Linked DNA regions of Homo sapiens: regions 2, 3 and 4 are each linked to region 1. The links are chromatin contacts, found by Hi-C or POLR2A ChIA-PET in ENCODE. All regions are on one chromosome and are shown on one strand. The core of a region is the stretch at or near the end of the contact, and the rest is flanking DNA. Distances in the headings are between cores, read along the strand shown.

Evidence for each region. Hi-C counts contacts between places; a loop is a spot of excess contacts on that map. ChIA-PET counts read pairs that join two places held with the same protein, here RNA polymerase II (POLR2A). Pooled maps may share reads with other maps.
Region 2: a pooled map of ovary shows a loop between it and region 1 (1.8-fold over the local background). The contact joins two enhancer-like sites. A Hi-C loop is called at or near these places in 4 of 50 pooled maps.
Region 3: a loop to region 1 is called in a map with no recorded cell type, with 4 times the contacts of the local background. The contact joins two enhancer-like sites. A Hi-C loop is called at or near these places in 1 of 37 single-sample maps with no recorded cell type and 2 of 50 pooled maps. POLR2A ChIA-PET finds 5 or more read pairs at or near these places in 1 of 52 experiments (activated T-cell).
Region 4: a loop to region 1 is called in a pooled map of heart left ventricle, with 1.9 times the contacts of the local background. The contact joins two enhancer-like sites. A Hi-C loop is called at or near these places in 3 of 50 pooled maps. POLR2A ChIA-PET finds 5 or more read pairs at or near these places in 2 of 52 experiments (GM12878 and activated CD4-positive, alpha-beta T cell).

The regions. Positions count from the first base shown.
Region 1 is chr16:24,582,825-24,587,438 of GRCh38, reverse strand. No RefSeq gene overlaps it. Among named protein-coding and RNA genes, the nearest start is that of RBBP6, 46 kb to the right of the region's middle. Within about 2 kb of position 1,843, at least 2 of the 41 ENCODE cell types and tissues checked have a DNase peak (open chromatin) inside an H3K27ac peak, as active enhancers do.
Region 2 is chr16:24,950,473-24,955,138 of GRCh38, reverse strand. It overlaps ARHGAP17 (Rho GTPase activating protein 17), which reads left to right. Exons shown (of 20, transcript NM_001006634.3): 10 at 409-536; 11 at 2,097-2,208; 12 at 2,769-2,850. Among named protein-coding and RNA genes, the nearest start is that of ARHGAP17, 63 kb to the left of the region's middle. Within about 2 kb of position 1,623, at least 3 of the 41 ENCODE cell types and tissues checked have a DNase peak (open chromatin) inside an H3K27ac peak, as active enhancers do.
Region 3 is chr16:25,047,138-25,051,497 of GRCh38, reverse strand. No RefSeq gene overlaps it. Among named protein-coding and RNA genes, the nearest start is that of LINC02175, 18 kb to the left of the region's middle. RefSeq lists a silencer at 1,676-1,970. Within about 2 kb of position 1,842, at least 41 of the 41 ENCODE cell types and tissues checked have a DNase peak (open chromatin) inside an H3K27ac peak, as active enhancers do.
Region 4 is chr16:24,920,166-24,925,036 of GRCh38, reverse strand. It overlaps ARHGAP17 (Rho GTPase activating protein 17), which reads left to right. Exons shown (of 20, transcript NM_001006634.3): 20 at 4,777-4,871. Among named protein-coding and RNA genes, the nearest start is that of SLC5A11, 77 kb to the right of the region's middle. Within about 2 kb of position 3,621, at least 2 of the 41 ENCODE cell types and tissues checked have a DNase peak (open chromatin) inside an H3K27ac peak, as active enhancers do.

The DNA.
Region 1 (4,614 bases), core at 594-3,093:
CTAGGCTGGGTGAAATGGCTTATGCTTGTAATCCCAGCACTTTGGGAGGCCAAGGCGGGAGGATTGCTTGAGACCAGGAGTTAAAGACCAGCCTGGGCAACATAGCAAGACCTCATCTTTCTTTCTTTCTTTATTTTGAGACAGAGTCTTGCTCTGTCACCCAGGGTGGAGTGCAATGGTGTGATCTTGGCTCACTGCAACCTCTGCCTCCCAGGTTCAAGCGATTCTCCTGCCTCAGCCTCCTGAGTAGCTGGGATTACAGGTGTGTGCCACCTCACCCGGCTAATTTTTGTTAATTTTTATTTTTAATTTTATTACTACTATTTTTTCTTTTTTCTTTTTTTTTTTTTTTTTTTTTTGAGAGAGTCTCACTCTGTGCCCCAGGGTGGAGTGCATGATCTCAGCTCACTGCAGCCTCTGCCTCCTAGGTTCACACAATTCTCCTACCTCAGCCTCCTGAGTAGCTGGGATTACAAGCATGCACCACCACACCAGGCTAATTTTTTTTTTTTTTCAGTAGAGACGGGGTTTCACTATGTTGGCCAGGCTGGTCTCAAACTCCTGACTCAAGTAATCTGCCTGCCTCAGGCTCCCAAAGTGCTGGGATTACAGGACCTCATCTTTAGAAACACACACACACACACACACACACACACACACACACACACACACACACCAAAAACTTAAATGACAAGTATGTGGGGCCTCAGAGTTGCTTTCTCCTTCAGAAATCTATTCCTCAGAAACAATAACAAAAAATTAGAGCCAACGTCAGTTTTATGTTCTCAGCAAGACTGAAGTGGATTCTACATCTATGTAACTTGATCAAGTTGTCCTAGAAAAGGAGCAGCAAAGGAAGACGGAATGGAGATGAGAGAGGTGGTTTTGAAATGAAAAGTCACAAAGGAGAAACTGAATGGCAGACTGTATATGAAGATCATTGAATTAGGGAAAATAAACTATGATTTATCCAACAGAAAGAAACCTTAAAAAATGATTTAAAAGTTTGCCGAGGGCTGGGCGCAGTGGCTCAAGCTTGTAATCCCAGCCCTTTGGGAGGCTGAGGTGGGAGGATTGGTTGAGCCAGGAGTTTGAGATCAGTCTGAACAATATAAGGGAGATCCCCATTTCTACAAAACAATTAAAAAATTAGCTGGGTGTGGTGGCACGTTCTGTGGTGCCAGTAACTCAGGAGGCTGAGGCAGGGTTGTGGGGATCGCTTGAGCCCAGGAGGTCGAGGCTGTAGTGAGGTGTGATCATGCCACTGCACTCCAGCCTGGGTGGCACAGCAAGATCCAATCTCAAAACAAAAACAAAAACAAAACAAAAAAAGAGAGGCAGAAAAAGGTATATGGAAGACAAATCCCTTAGCTACACCCTACAAACAATCAGAGTCACTAAAAGAAAGAAAAAAATGGTGGTGGTGGTGGTGTTGGAGAAGAAAAAGAAATAATGAAAGACAACTTTCTTAATCTATAGAAAGAACTTAAGTTGATATGGTTGATCAAGGAGCCAGAAATAACCAATCTAGAATGGCCTTGAAAACATAAGCAGCCTAGAAATTTACAGCGTCTTGGGGAAATCTTTGATGTTCTACAGGTTCAATTTTTGCTAAATCTGGCTTGGCAAGCCCCCTGCTGACATTTTAACATGACTGTTAATGACACGGAGTAGGACAGAAATTCCAGCGAAGCATGGTGGATCGAATATTCTTCCTTCCTTCTCCAGAGTGCACTGTAATGATAATAAAAGGTCAAACAAGGCACAAACAGGGAGAGCAGAAGAGGAAATAATCGCAACACATTTTTGAAAGGTGAAATTCATGTGAACAAGGGGTAAGCTGACCAGAAAACCAGAGGTCTGAATCAGAAGCCTAAAAACCAGATGACTCATAACCTAGAAGCCTAAAGTGAATCAGAATATGCAGGCAAGAGAGAACTCTAGGCTGGGTGCGGTGGTTCACGCCTGTAATCCCAGCACTTTGGGAGGCCAAGGCGGGTGGATCATGAGGTCAGGACTTCAATACCAACCTGGCCAAGACGGTGAAACCCCATCTCTACTAAAAATACAAAAATTAGCCAGGTGTGATGCCACACGCCTGTAATTCCAGCCACTCGGGAGGCTGAGGCACAAGAATCGCTTGAACCTGGGAGGTGGAGGTTGCAGTGAGCCGAGATCATGCCATTGTACTCCAGCCTGGGCGACAGAGTGAGATTCCGTCTCAAAAAAAAAAAAAAAATTAGTGGGGCGTGGTGGCACACACTTGTAATCCCAGCTACTCAGGAGGCTGCGGTGGGAGAATCGCTTGAACGCAGGAGGCGAAGGTTGCAGTGAGCCAAGATCATGCCATTGCACTCCAGCCTGGGGGACAAGAGCAAAACTCCGTCTCAAAAAATAAAAAATAATAAAAAAAGAACACTGAAAGCCAGAATGCAGATAGGTCCAAAGGGTTAACACAAAGCAGCACACCTTGGCAGAAGTTAGAGGCTTACTCTCTGGAGAGGTTCAACTAGAGCAGTGGTTCTCAACCTTGGCTGCACATTGGAGTCACCTGGAGAGATTTTAAAAGACTGATGTTCAGACCACCCCACCAGATGTATTAAAGTAAAAACTCTGGGTAAGGTATACAGCCTTCAGTATGTCTTAAAGCTCTCTAAGTAGTCCAAAATATGCAGCCCTTTTGGGTACCAAAGAATAGAAGGACTCTGGACTTGAGGACATCAAGTGGATAGGGGTGCTGTACTGGAAAGAGCAGGATGGAGTCTGTCTATATATACTGAATGGAAGCTTACTTGGCTCCAAAAAATTCCTGGTAGCTGGATTTGTAATTATACTATAGTTTTTCATCCCCATTCTAAAGAGTGGAGGATTCCCCTCTGGAAGAAACTAACCACAAGAAAAAATGCCGGGAAGATCCTCAGTGAAGTGGTACACTCAGATCACTCTATAATAGAACTCTCTTGTCATATCTCACAAATTTCTAACTTGAAGAGCAGAAGAAAACCTCAACAAAATGAATATCTTTACAAGTCCTATTATAGCCATGAAAAAGAATAGAATGTTATGAAAAGGGGAACAATCAGGAAATAAAAAAATAGAACCCTGAGAAATTGTAAATATGGGCCAGACGTGGTGGCTTACACCTGTAATCCCAGCATTTTGGGAGGCTGAGGCGAGTGGATCACCTGAGGTCAGGAGCTCGAGACCAGCCTGGCCAACATGGTGAAACCCTGCCTTTACTAAAAAATACAAAAATTAGCTTGGTGCAGTGGCAGGCGCCTGTAATCCCAGCTACTCGGGAGTCTGAGGCAGGAGAATCGCTTGAACCCAGGAGGCAGAGGTTGCAGTGAACCAAGATTGTACCATTGCACTCCAGCCTTGGAGACAGAGTAAAATTCCATCTCAAAAAAAAAAAAAAAAGAAAGAAAGAAAAGAAAGAAAGAAAAGAAAAAGAAAAAAAGAAATTGTAAATATGCCAGCAGAAGTAAAGAACTGAAGTGTTGAGGAAACGTCACAACAAAAAATATGAGTGGAGGGTGGGCGCACTGGTTCACGCCTGTAATCCCAGCACTTTGGAAGGCTGAAGCAGGTGGATCACTTGAGCCCACGAGTTTGAGACCAGCCTGGGCAACATGGAGAGACCCTACTTCTACAAAAAATAAAAAATTAGCCAGGTGTGGTGCGTGTGCCTGTGGTCCCAGTTATTCAGGAGGCTGAGGCGGGAAGGTCGCTTGAGCCCAGGAGGTCAAGGCTGCAGTGAGCTATGACTGCACTCCAACCTGGTCAAACAAAACAAAACAAAACACAAGAATGGAAAATAGTAGAGGATCAGTCCAGAAAATCTAATATCAAAATAATGAGTCCCAAAAAAAGAAAGCAGAAAAAAATGGAATGGAGAGTATTATCCCACAAGTAATAAAATAATGTTTCCAAGAAAATCATAAAAGACATAATTTCATGAAAGACATGAAAGAAAGGGCTCATAGAGCACTTGGCAAAGTATATTTTAAAAGGGTCGCAACGTCATCATCACAACATTGGATTTTCTAAATGTACCTAGGTTAAAAGGAAGTTACCAAAGAATCCTGGGAGGGGAAAATATTGCAAAAATTGCATATAAATGGATTAGGAGTCAGAATGGCTTGAACGCCTGGTTAGCAATGCCAGAAGCAGGATTATGATAGAGAAATGCCTCCAGGTATGAATGCAAATGATTTCCAGTGCAGAATTCTATGCCCAACCAAACCATAAATCAAGTGTCGGGGTAGAGTAAGAACATTTGTGACATTTTAGGCTCTGAAAAATTTTACCTCCCAGGTACCCTTCCGCAGTAACTTACTAGAGCACATGTCCTCCACCTCAAATGAGGAAGCAAACCTAGGAAGAGAAAGACACAGGATGGAAGGCAAAGATCTAATGCAGAAGAGAGGGCGAGGGGAAGACCCAGGAGCAGGCAGTTTTGGGGTACGTCTAGAGGGCAACCAATCTTTGTTGTTGTTGCCGAGACAAAGTCTCACTCTGTTGCCAGGCTGGAGTGCAGTGGCACGATCTCGGCTCACCGCAACACCTGCCTCCCGGGTTCAAGCGATTCTCCTGCCTCAGCCTCCCAAGTAG
Region 2 (4,666 bases), core at 374-2,873, 370 kb before region 1:
TTGTCCTCTAGCTAGAAGGCTTTGCATGGCTAGAATAAATTTCTTTTCAACGAAACGGTATGCTCTGGCAAATCTTCCTTTTGGTTCAAGGCAGCCCACTAAACCCGCTGGCGTGTGTTGATGAAGTGTGGTGCAGGTGCAGCGTGCCACTGCAGCTTCTGGGCAGCCTGAGTTGGTGCCATCTAGGTACGCTCAGGCTTCTGTTCCACAAGTAACCGCCCCAGCCTGGTCCATAGTTTGCTGCTCCAGTAGATGGCAAATAACAAAAGCAAATAGAACAGATGTATCCCCTCTTGCACAGCCTCACCTACCAGTCGGCTAGAAAAGCCCATTGGGTAGTTGGGGAGAAAATAGCTTGGTAATGCCGTGAGTTTGTTGGGTGTCTAACTGAACAATTTGCTGCTCTAGATAAGTGGGCGGAAAAACCAGCCTTTGGGACTCCCCTAGAAGAACACCTGAAGAGGAGCGGGCGCGAGATTGCGCTGCCCATTGAAGCCTGTGTCATGCTGCTTCTGGAGACAGGCATGAAGGAGGAGGTGAGGGGAGCTTCGTGATCCTGTGCACCAAGTCTCCATGCCCCTTGTTGTACCCAGAGCACCATGCTCCCCGCCAGCCCCCTGTCCACCCCTGCTTAGTTATACAGCCATTGTCCGTTTTGTGTAGAACAGTGGCTTTCAAGCTTTTGTCACCATGATCCATATTTTAAATTGCAACCCTGTTCCCTATGATACCTATCTGTCTATGAATGAAACAAAGGTTTTACAAAACAATGTTTACCTTTCCTGATTGTGGTACACCCTGACCTCTTTGTGTCCTGTTTGATTGTTTCATTTAAAACTCTGGTTGTGATTTGTGACAATAGATTTCGTGACGCACTAATGGGCTAAGGAGCTTTAGTTTACATTTGCATAGTATTATGCAGTTTTTTTGGTTGGAGGTCATTTACATACTTAATTTTACAGGATTCTTACCCCAAACCCCCCATGAACCAAATAAGGGAGTTTTTATTACTCTTCTTGTATAAATAAGGAAGTCAGCATGCAGGGAGTTTACTCCAGGTCAGAGCTAGAATCAAAATGCAAGGCTTTTTTTTTTTCCTTTTTAAAGCTTTGTATTGAAATAGAACGTACATACAGAAAAGCATACATATCATAGGTGTACAGCTTGATGTGCTTGCATGACTAAACCCACCCATGGAGTCGGCGCTCAGATCAAAGAACATCCCGGAAGCCCTCCTTGTGTTTGCTTCCAGCCACTCCCCTTCTAACAGCCTACATTGGTGCTTCTTGTCTGGGGCCAGATTTGCTCCCCAGGAGACATTTGTCAAGGTCTGGAGGTATTTTGGATCATCACAACTGAGAAGAGGAGGTGTTACTGTCATCTAGTAGTAGAGGCCATGTGTATTCGTCCATTCTCACACTGCTGTAAAGAACTACCTGAGCCTGGGTAATTTATGACGAAAAGAGCTTTACCTGACTCACAGTTCCACAGGCTGTACAGGAATCGTGGCTGGAGAGGCCTCAGGAAACTTACAGTCATGGCGGAAGGGGAAGCAGGCAGTGTTCACGTGGTGGAACAGGAGGGAAAGAGCGAGCATGCGCACAAAGGGGGAGTTGCTACACACTTTCAAACAACCAGATCATGTGAGATCTCACTCACTATCACAAGAACAGCAAAAGGGAAATCCACCCCCATGATCCAGTCACCTCCCACCAGGCCCTGCCTTCAACACTGGAGATCATACTTCCACATGAGATTTGGGTGGGGACACAGAACCAAACCATATCACCATGGATTCTGCTAAACATCCTACAGGGCACAGGACAACCTCCAACAAAAAATCATCCAGCCTAAAATGTCCATAGTGCTGAGGTCAAGAAACTCTGCCCAGATTAATTTTCTTCCTGCCTGTCCCTGTGCTTGGGTGCGTGCTCAGCCCTCATCATTCCTCCTGACAGCCCTGCAGGGCAGGCAGTAACACTGCTTTCATAGACAGGAGGTGAGCGGAAGTCAGGAAATACCCATCAGAACACACTGCCACTTAGTCTGAGTGTCCCAACCTGCACTTGATGCTGATGGCTTTTCATTATCTTTAGGGCCTTTTCCGAATTGGGGCTGGGGCCTCCAAGTTAAAGAAGCTGAAAGCTGCTTTGGACTGTTCTACTTCTCACCTGGATGAGTTCTATTCAGACCCCCATGCTGTAGCAGGTGAGCGCCAAAGAGTGTCTGCAAATCAAGTCACCCTCAAGGCGGTGGGCAGGTTCTGTCTCAGACAGATGGTCAGTTAAAATCCAATTTCAGTTACAGGTTTAAGTGACAAAACCGAAGTGGCTCTTGCTACAATTCCTTAGTGTATATACAATGTAATGTACACTGTGTCTTCTTTACTCCTTTTCTGTTTTTCTATTTTGATGATTAAAAGAGAGAGTAGCTTATAATGCAAATATTTGGAGACATATTTGTATTTTCTTCCCATCTTTCACAGTCTCCCCCCACCAAATTCCTTTCTACCTGGAGAAATTATGTCTGTTAAGGGGATGACTTTAAAACTAATTTTATTTGTAATTGATCTCTTAAAACTTTTTTTTTTCAGAGATTGAATTTGTTTTATGAACATTTTAGTCTCTAACAACTCTTGCCAACTTATGATTTGTTATGTACACCTTGGAAGATCGTTATTGAGATCATTTCAATTTGCAAAATAATATGTCCCAAGATTCCTAGCCTTACCCCTTTTTCATACTCAAAGAGAGTGTTAATGATTTCAGGTGCTTTAAAATCCTATTTACGGGAATTGCCTGAACCTTTGATGACTTTTAATCTGTATGAAGAATGGACACAAGTTGCAAGGTAAGTTTAAAGAACACAGAGTTGTAAATGTTAAAGGGAATGAAGTGATATTGTGCCCTATTTGCAAATCATTTTATTCTCAGGGATCATAAGATTAAAATAGCGTATTTGTTAAATAATACATGTCTCAGCTCTTATTTATGTTTAGAATAAAAATATCAAGTATTATAATTATTAGTGTAGGAAAGTCACCACGTAGGCATTGGTTTAAATTTGTGTTATTTAGGTGGATGAAGACATAGAGTGGTACCCACATTAATGGATTTGCAAATTTCCAGCCCCCTTTATGTTGAAGAAAGCCCTGTAACTGGGGATAGGGGTCATACTGACCCGTGGCAGTGTGCCTTTTGAGCTGTGTGCAGTCTCACCTGTGCGATAATACAGTTGGCCTTTAAACAGCATGGGGATTAGGGGCATTGATACCCTACATAATTGCAAATTCAAGTATACTTTTAACTCCCTCAAAACAACTAATAGCATACTGTTGACTGGAAGCCTTACTGATAACCTAGTCAATTAACACATATTTTGTATGTTGTATGTATTATATACTGTATTCTTACAATAGATAAGCTAGAGAAAAAGTACTATTAAGAAAATTGTAAGGAGGAGACAATCTGTTTACTATTCATTAAGGGGAAGTGGATCATCTTAAAGGTCTTCATCCTTGTCTTCATGTCGAGTAGGTTGAAGAAGCAGAGAAAGTGAAGGGGTTGGTCTTCCTGTTTCAGGGGTGGCAGTTCATCTGTGAGTTTTTTCAGATTGTCCGAGATCTCCAGGAATTTTCCTATATGTTTATTGAAAAATTTGCATATAAGTGGACCTTGTGTTGTCAGCTGTATAATGATGACATTAATATTTACTGAGCATTTTCTTGTGCTAAGTACTGTGCTCATCTTTGTAGCTATTACCTCCTGTAATCTTTAATTAACGTTATAAAAGGCAGATGATGTTGTGATCCACATTTTACAGAGAGGAAACTGAGGCTTGGGAGGGAACAGGGCCAGGAGAGTAGCAAGTAATTGGCAGAGCTAGAATTCAAACCAGACAGACCCAAATGCTATATTCCTCTACTTCGTCCCTTTCCCTCCACCCTCAGCTTCAGTCTGTCTAGGAACAGATGATTTTAAGCAGGACAGCTTTGTTTAAAAAGCCTAGAGGCTTCTGCTTGGCTGGCCAGCCCACCTCCTCGTCTTTTTTCTCATGGCGCTGACTCCCCTCCTCTCCAGAGTGCCTACTCCTCACCACTAAGGGAAGAGGAACAAATCTCACCTCTGTTCTGTCCTCTTCCCCGTCTACGGACACTGCCCCTGTTCCCTGCAGGCAGGCCATGATCAAATAAGAGCCACTTATTTCTGATCAGTTACACTTCAGTGGATGTGAGTCCATCGCTTGTGTCTTTAACCAGGTTTTGCATTTGAGCTTTTTTCTTTTTTTTTTTTTTTTTTTTTTGAGTTGGAGTCCCACTCTGTCGCCCAGGCTGGAGTGCAGTGGCACAGTCTAGGGTCACTGCAACCTCCACCTCCCTGGTTCAAGCAATTCCCCTGCCTCAGCCTCCTGAGTAGCTGGGATTACAGGCGCACACCACCATGCCTGGCTAATTTTTTTGTATTTTTAGTAGAGACAAGGTTTCACCATGTTGGCCAGACTGGTCTCAAACTCCTGACCTCAGGCAATCTGCCTGCCTCGGCCTCCCAAACTGCTGGGATTACTGGCATAAACCACCGCGCTCAGCCGCATTTGAGCTTTTCTCTGTAATTGTGGAATGAGACTTTGTCCCTGGTAGATGGTGAGGTTTTTAAGTTCAGAGACAAGT
Region 3 (4,360 bases), core at 593-3,092, 460 kb before region 1:
TTTAAGTGACACCGTGTGCTTACTATGTGCCAGGCATTATTCCAAATGCTTGACAAATATGAACACACACAAACCTCGTAGGACCCTACAAGGCAGACTCAGCTTTATAGATCTAGGTTGAGGCAGTTTCCTCAGCTGCGGAACTTAATTCTATTAACTAGGTAACTGAAGGTTTAATGTATGTTTTCCTTCCTTTTTTTTCTTTTCTTTTCTTTTCTTTTCTTTTTTTTTTTTTTTTTTGAGACAGGATCTCACTGTGTTGCCCAGGCTAGAGTGCAGTGGTGTGATCACAGCTCACTGCACCCTCAACCTCCCTGGGCTCAGGTGTCTCTCCCACCTCAGCCTCCCAAGTAGCTGGGACTACAGGCACACACCACCACACCCAGCTAATTTTTGTATTTTTTGTAGAGATGGGGTTTCATCTTGTTGCCCAGGCTGGTGTTGAATCCATCCACTGCCGCTTCCCAAAGTGCTGGGATTAGAGACGTGAGCCATAATGTGGGTTTTGAAACATACCCACCTGGATTTAGATGTTCCTACCCCTGAACATTTGTTTTATCCCTCATAACACTTGAGTTGTTTAAATGATATGCGTATGTGTACGTGTGTGTATCTGTTTGTGCGCATAAAGTCATGTGTTGCTTAACAATGGGGATGCATTCTGAGAAATGCATTCTTAGGTGATTTCGTTGTACAGACAGCACAGAGAGCACTTACGGAAACCTAGATGGTACAGCCCACTACACACCCAGGCTACATGGTATAGCCTATTGCTCCTGGGCTACAAATCTCTACAGCACATTACTGTATTGAATAATGAAGGCAACTGTAACACAATGTTAAGTATTTGTGTATCTAAACACAGCTAAACATAGAAAAAGTACACTACAAATACAGTATAAAAGGCTAAAAATGATCCACCTCTATAGGACACCTGCACTGAATGGAGTTTACAGGGCTGGAAGTTGCCCTGGGTGAGTCAGTGAGTGAGGGGTGAGTGAGTGTGAAGACGCAGGACATTACACTGTGTAAACTTTAAAAGCAGTGTATGCTAGCCAGGCACAGTGGCTCACGCCTGTAATCTCAGGACTTTGGGAGGCTGAGGTGGGCAGATCACAAGGTCAGGAGTTCGAGACCTTCCTGGACAACATGGTGAAACCCCGTCTCTTCTAAAAACACAAAAAATTAGCCAGGCATGGTGGCACATGCCTGTAATCCCAGCTACTCAGGAGGCTGAGGCAGAAGAATCGCTTGAACCTGGAAGGTGGAGGTTGCAGTGAACTAAGATCGTGCCACTACACTCCAGACTCTGTCTCAAAAAAAGAAAAAAAAAAGAAAAAAAAAACTAAGACACAATCACATACATTATCCTAGGCCTACACAGAGTCAGCACCATCAATATCACTCTCCACCACCTCTACATCTTGTTCCCCTGGAAGGTCTCCAGGGGCAATAACATGAATGGAGCTGACATCTCCCAAGATAATGATTTCTTCTTCTGGAATATTTCCTGAAGGACCTGCCTGAGGGCTTTTACAGTTAACTTTTTGTTAATAAGTAGTTGCTCTGGGTGAGTCAGCAAGTTGTTATTCTAAAATAACAATAAAAAGTACAGCATAGTAAATACATAAACCGTTAACACAGTTTTTTATCATGATCAAGTTTCATGTATTGTACATAATTGTATGTGTTACACTTTTATAGGACAGGCTGCACGGTAGGTTTGTTTACACCAGCATCCACATAAGCTCATGAGTGATGTACCGTGCTAAGACATTAGGACAGCTACGTCACTAGGTGATAAGATAATAGAGCTGAAAAATTCCCGTGGGACCGCCACCACCATATATGCGGGCAGCTGTTACCCGAAGGCATCACTGTACATGTATTTGAGATTGCAAAATTCAACTATGTTCAGCATTAAAATCTCAGATTTAGAATTTCAACTGCATGCTGCTTGTGGTCTGTAAGATATGGCACTACCTCCAACTTTAATTCTATTGTTCTTTTATACCTTTTAGTTTCATTTTTAGTTTCTATTTCCTGTTGGTTTTATTATTGGTTTATAAACGGAAGGCAGGAAGCAAAATCTTTTTTTTTTTTTTTTTTTTTTGAGACAGACTCTCATTCTGTCGCCCAGGCTGGAGTGCAGTGGCATGATCTTGGCTCACTGCAACCTCCATCTCCGGGGTTCAACTGATGCTCGTGCCTCAGCCTCCCGAGTAGCTGGGATTACAGGCACCCACCACCATGCCCGGCTAATTTTTGTACTTTTAGTAGAGACGGGTTTTCACCGTGTTGCCCAGGCTGGTCACAAACTCCTGGCCTCAAGTGATCCGCCCGCCTCAGCCTCCCAAAGTGCTGGGATTACAGGCATGAGTCACCACGCCTGGCCAGGAAGCAAAGTCTTAAGGGCAAAAGACGCTGTACTGAAACAGAGCTAGGCTTCGTCTCCCTTCCTCCTTTCAGGGCTGTTGCTAGTATACAGCTAATGTGCCAGGACTTAAATAGTAGCTGGGATTACAGGCACCCACCACCATGCCCGGCTAATTTTTGTATTTTTAGTAAAGACGGGGTTTCACCGTGTTGCCCAGGCTGGTCACGAACTCCCGACCTCAAGTGATCCGCCCGCCTCAGCCTCTCAAAGTGCTGGGATTACAGGCATGAGTCACCACGCCTGGCCAGGAAGCAGTCTTAAGGGCAAAAGACGCTGTACTGAAACAGAGCTAGGCTTCGTCTCCCTTCCTCCTTTCAGGTCTGTGGCTAGTATATAGTTAATGTGCCAGGACTTAAATGCTGAGTCACCTAAAAAGCTGAGCCTCAATCCTCAATAACCAGGAAGACTCATATAGGCTGCAATTCCCTTCCAGAGGAGACTGCCCGTGTTGCCTTTTGCTTTCATCTAATGTCTCTTTACTTTACAAAGAATAATATGATCTAAAATCTGTCTCTGTTGTAAGCAGTCACTGAATATTGGGCAAAGCATAAATGGCAAAGGGAGCAACATTCACACGAAGGTAAAAGAAATGGGGAAACCCAATCAGAAAATTCTCTTGGATCAATGTTCTGTATCTAACTCAACAAAAAGCCAGTAAATACAGAATATCATGCAAGATGCCACAGACCTGAGTAATACCAAAGTACTTTGGGAAAAGAATAAAACCCTTACCACGTATTGCAAATATTATATGGTTTGCCTGTACATTTTCTTAATGTATTTATTTTTCCTTTGTAGTAAGTGCATTTTGTGTTCTACTCACAAAATATCTGCCCACCCCATGGTTGCAAAGATATTCTCCCATGTTTTCATGTGTAAGATTTACGATTCTAGCTTTTATGTTTAGGTTTATGAACAATTACCAACTAATTTGTGTGTATGGCATGAGATGGGGTGAAGGTTAATTTCTTTCCTCATGTGAATATCCAGTTGATCTAGAATTATTCATTAAAAATAATTTCCTGGCTGGGCAGTGGCTCACACCTACAATCCCAATACTTTGGGAGGCTGAGGTGTGAGTACTGCTTGAGCCCAGGAGTTCGAGACCAACCTGGGCAACACAGTGAGACCCTGTCTCTACAAACAAAAAACAACAAAACATTAGCTGGACATGGAAGTACACACCTGCATTCCCAGCTACTTGGGAGGCTGAGGTGGGAGGATCACTTGAGCTCAGGAGGCTGGGGCTGCAGTGAGCCATGATCATACCACTGCATTCCATCTTGGGCGACAGAGGAAGACCCTCTCTTAAAAAAAAAAAAAAGAAATTAAATGACTTTCCTTCCTTCCACCAGAAAATTGACTTACTCGCTCTGGGCAAAAATCAACTGACAGTACGTATGCAGGTCTATTTCTGGACTCAGTTTCACTGATATATTTGTCTATTGTGATGTCAAGACCAATGTTTTGATTAGTGTAGCTTTATAGTAAGTCTTAAAATTAAGTGGTATAAAAAATTAGCAGTTTAAGTTCTCCAACTTTGCTCTTTTTTTTTTTTTTTTGCTATTCTAGATATTTTGCATTTCCATATAAATTTTAGAATCAACTTGTTAGTTTCTTCAAAAAAAAAAACAAATAGGATTTTAACTGGGATTGCATTGACTCCATAGATCAATTTGGGGAGAACAGACATCTTAATATCAGGTCTTCTAATATATGAACAAAGTAACCTCTTCCTTATTTAAGTATTTATTAATTTCTCTCACCAATATTTTAGTGAGAGAGTAAAAGTATTCTCTCACAATACTTTTCTGGTAAAGGTGTTTTCATGTCTTTCATTAGAGTTATTCTAATGATTTTTGATGCTACTGTTTTTATGCTGTTTTTCCTTTTTTCTTTTTTTGGGACAGGATCTCTCTGTCA
Region 4 (4,871 bases), core at 2,372-4,871, 340 kb before region 1:
GGGTGAGGATCCTGAAAGTGAAGACATTATCTGAGGAAATAATGGTTTGGGTCTTAAACACTCTGGTTAGAGCTAAGTTTATATGACAGGTATTACATTGTAAAAAGGAGAAAAAGGTTATTTTAGAAAGACACCTGTTAGAACCTGCTTTTTTTTTTATTTTTTTTTATTTTTGAGACTGAGTCTTACCCCGTTGCTCAGAATGGAATGCAGTGGTGCGATCTCAGCTCACTGTGACCTCCACCTCCCAGGTTCAAGCGATTCTCCTGCCTCAGCCTCCTGAGTAGCTGGGATTACAGGCACTCACTACCGTGCTCGGCTAATTTTTGTATTTTTAGTATAGACGGGGTTTCACCATGTTGGCCAGGCTGGTCTTGAACTCCTGACCTCAGGTGATCTGCCTGCCTCGGCCTCCCAAAGTGCTGGGATTACAGGCATGAGCTACCACACCCAGCCAGAACCTGCTTTCTAAAAGCACCCTAAACCTCTTTGGTTGTGAATTTATATATTCTCTGCCTTCCAAGGGCTGGTCTTTGAGGATATTGCTTGGAACTAAGTTCATACAGTAGATATTTTATTTAAAAAAAAAAAAAACAGAAAAGAGACCTCCAATAAAAGGTTTCTTTTTTGTCTGATTTTTTGCTTTTTTTTAATTTTGAAATATAATACTTGTCATATAAACTTAGCTCCAAGCAGTATGCTCAAAGACCAGCCCTTCTTGGAATGCAAATAATATATAAATTCATAGCCAGAGACGTTTAGAGGTGTTTAAAGAAAACCAGGTTCTTACAAGTGTCTTTCTAAAATAACCTTTATCTCTTTTTTACAACAATCAACCAGAGTGTTTAAGACTCAAACCGTTCACTGGTGAAGGAAGGCATTCCCTGAGACTCTAGGTCTGAGAAGAGGGATGGGTGGTGGAGAGGGGGAGGGAGTTTATTCGCCCTGCAGTTGTGCCTGCACCACTTACTTTCAAGGGCATATTTGGATCTGTTACTTGTCAAAGTGGCTATCAGAATCACCTTGGACTTCTTGAAGGGTGAGTTCACAACCGAGAAAGCACATATTCAAAATTGTTGAAGTAATAAGTAAATCTTCTAGAACCTTACCCTCAGTGATAACATTCCACTTCTAGCTCTTAAATACCCACTTCTGTTTCCTGGATGAGATACTCAGTGCAGGAAGGAACCTGGGTTACATTTGTCAGAGCCCCAAATCTGAGATGAACTGTATCAAGTTCTGCCTTTGGGCTGAGGCTGGTTACTGGAGGTCATCCTCTGTTTCTCTCTTTTTTTTTTTTTTTTTTTTTAAAAAAAAGAGAGACAGGGTCTTGCTCTGTTGCCCAGGCTAGAGTGCAGCGGTGTGATTCCAGTCCACTGCAGCCTTGACCTCCTGGGCTCAAGCGAATCTCCCAAGTAGCTGGAAGGTGGAACTAGAGGCATGCACCACCACACCCGGCTAATTTTTGTGTTTTTCTTATAGAGACGGAGTCTCATGTTGCCTGGGCTGGTCTCGAACTTCTGGGCTCACACCATCATCCCACCACGCCCAGCCTATTTTGTTTTTTTAAATACAATATCTTTTGTATGAACTTAGCTCCAAGCATATGCTCAGAAACCAGCCCTTCTTGGAGTGCAGTTAATATACGAGTTCATAGCCAGAAAGATTTAGAGGTGTTTCAGACAAACCAGGTTCTTACAGGTGTCTTTCTGAAATAACCATTTTCTCCTTTTTACAACAAACCAGAGTGTTTGTAAGACTGAAACAATGATCTTGGATAATGTCTTTGAAGGCCCTCACCCAGGGATTTACAGACTCCTCTGGGGAGGAGGGAAAATGTAATGCGAAGAGCCAGAGTGCAACCAATCTGGCTTTGATCCTCTTTGGTCCACACTGGCTGTGTCACCTTGGGCAAGGAATAGAGCCTCTGAGTCTCCCTTTCTTATTTCTGCTGCCTTAGGATTAGTTAGTGGGGGTTCAGTGAGACGATGTAATAAAGTGTGGGTGTATAGTACAGTCTCTGGTGTAAGTAAGTGCTCTATAGTAATGTCAGCTACTGAGGCTGGGTGTGGTGGCTCATGCTGGTAATCCCAGCACTTTGGGGAGCCGAGGTGGGAGGATTGCTTGAGGCCAGGAGTTCAAGACCAGCCCAGTCAACATGGTGAAACCTTGTCTCTACCAAAAATAAAAAAAATTAGCCAGGCATGGTGGCGTATGCTTGTAGTCCTAGCTACTCGGGAGGCTGAGGTGGGAGGATCAGTTGAGCCCAGGAGGTGGAGGCTGCAGTGAGCTGAGATTGCACGACTGCACTCCAGCCTGGGCAAAAGAGCAAGACCCCATCTCAAAAAAAAAATTTTTTTTTTTAATGTTAGCTACTGTGATGAAGTCTCTTTCTGAAAACTGGTTCTGTACAGGTTGCCGTAATTCTTTCTACTTTTTGTGTGTAAACAAAGTCATTGTTTCTTTCAGGGACTGATTCATGTAGGAATAGAGAGGGGCTGGGGAAACCAGATGGGGCAGGTGGGCGGCAGAGTAAGGGATTTCCTTTATGCCCCAAAACACATTTTTTCCCCTTGAATTAATAATGTGTGTGGATCATAAATAGAAAAATTCAGAGAGGCACAAATCTAAAAATTATGTATATGTGATGTATAAGAAAAAGAGAGCAGCTGTGGAGGGGCTTGGTGGCTGATAGGCGTTAGCTTGCATGTGAATACAGATATTAACAAGTAGAAATCTCATCCGTATACACAGTGCCTTTGCATCATGCATTCCCCGCCAAGTCATGTCGGTTCCATAGTTTCTGGTAAACTCTGGGCTGAGAAGAGACACGGGCTGGTAGCCCCTTCTGTTTTTGGGGGCCAAGATAATGGGGAAAGGATTGCATTTGCAGTGATTTTCTTATACGTCGTCTTCAAGTCACAGCTACTTCTTTGCCTGAGGATGTAAGAATGGAGGATTGGAAAGATGGTTGCTCTAGATGACTCTTCATGCATCCATCCAACCATCCAAGTGTGCAGCTACAAAATTTCTTGAACATCTGCTATTTGCCGGTCACTGTTTTAGGTACTGAGGATACACTGTGAACAAGACAGACACAGTCCCTGCCTTCGTTGACTTCTGTTCTGCTTAGGACAAATCCAAGACAGCCCCTATTCTGTGCATACAGACCACCTTTGGCTGCACCATAGGCTGGTGCAGTTCTGCACAGTGTCATTGGTTTTATAGTTATCACAAGACCTGAATTGTCTGAAATGACATTCAGCACCTGAACTCTTTGACACTTTGGCACCTCCATAAATCTAGAAATTTCTCTGAGTTGTGGTGCATAGGAAACCTTGAGGGACAACCCAGGAGTAACTGTGAGAAAAAGGGTGTCCCAGGGAGTAAATAGATCTCACAGCTCAGAACTGTAGGGACAGGAAGGTGGAAGGGGTAGGAGCTGGAACAAGTCTCCAAGCAGTGAGCTTCCCCAAAGTGCACCAGCGTTTTCAAGCTGTGCCTGCGTAGACGGGAGCAGGTCGAACAGAAATATAGTCAAAACTAGCTCCCGTCAAGGACAGACAGGATGTCATTTTGCACCACAGCAAGTAGGGGAAAGCAGCTCTCAAGCCTAACTGTGAAACGCCCCCACAAACCACCTCCTCCTCCCACTCCCTCACTGCTGCCTGCCATGGCTACCTCTAACGCAGCAAAGCAAAACTACAAAACATCTCTCTTCTCTCTTACACCAGCCCTAAAATACCTAATGAGGCTCTCATAATTTGCCAGAACCCACATCTACGAGAGAAGCCAGCCCTTTTGTCTTAATTAGGATCCCCTTGGTCTGCCCACTTGACCGTGGGCTTCATTGAGGCTGTGCCTGTCTTGTTCAGTGCTGCGTCCTCAGCAGGTAGAATGGTGCCTGGCACCTGGGAGGTGCTCAGTAAATATTTGTTCATGCATAAATGAATCTGAGACCCACTGGCCTCTGGGAAGAGCATAGGAGAGGGGGACAACAGCATGAGGACCATATGTTTGCCATCTTGCTGAAGGAATTTCAGCCAACATAATAAGACATGAAAATGGCATTCGAGGTGTATTAGACAGACAAGGGGATGTTAGTGTTTGCAGGAGACTTGGTCTGCCTCAGTGATGTCAGTCAGCAGTGATTGTGATTCCCCAGGGGACACTCGGCAGCATCTGGAGACATTTTAGTTTAAACTTCCCCAGTGATCTGTGATGTACAGGAGACACTTTCGGTTGTCACACTGGGGGAGGAGGCTGCATGTCACTGGCATCTGTTGGGTGACACCTACAATGCACAGGACAACCACAACAAATAATTCAGGCCCAAATGTTGCTGGTGCTGAGGGTGAGGTCCTAGTGTTAGTAACAGGAGGAAAACCCAGCAGTCTGGAGGAGAGACCTCTTCCCAGGGCAGCCCAGGGGCCATCAGGAGGGTTCATCTCATGCATTAGAGGTCTTGGGAAGAATGAGGCTTCCTTTCCTCCATCAAAGCAAGCAAATCCTTTAAAAGCTGCATCTCCAAGGGCTGCTCCGGGCTCATAGCAAGCAACGTCGGAGCCCAGAGGCAAGGCTGTGCTACTCAGCTGCCCTCTGGGGTCACAAAGGCTTCACTTGGCTTCTAAGAGCTGATGAGGCCTCTCGCAAGGGACCCTGTGTGCATGGGCTGACCCTGAAACTTCCCAGCCTCTCTTCTTCTCAGAGCACCCTCAGGTGGCCTCTCGGGGGTTACCCCTCATTGATACCATGTCTCCTCGTGTTTTTGTCCAGACTCCAATTCCAGGGTTTCAGAACCGCATCGCAGCATCTTTCCTGAAATGCACTCAGACTCAGCCAGCAAAGACGTGCCTGGCCGCATCCTGCTG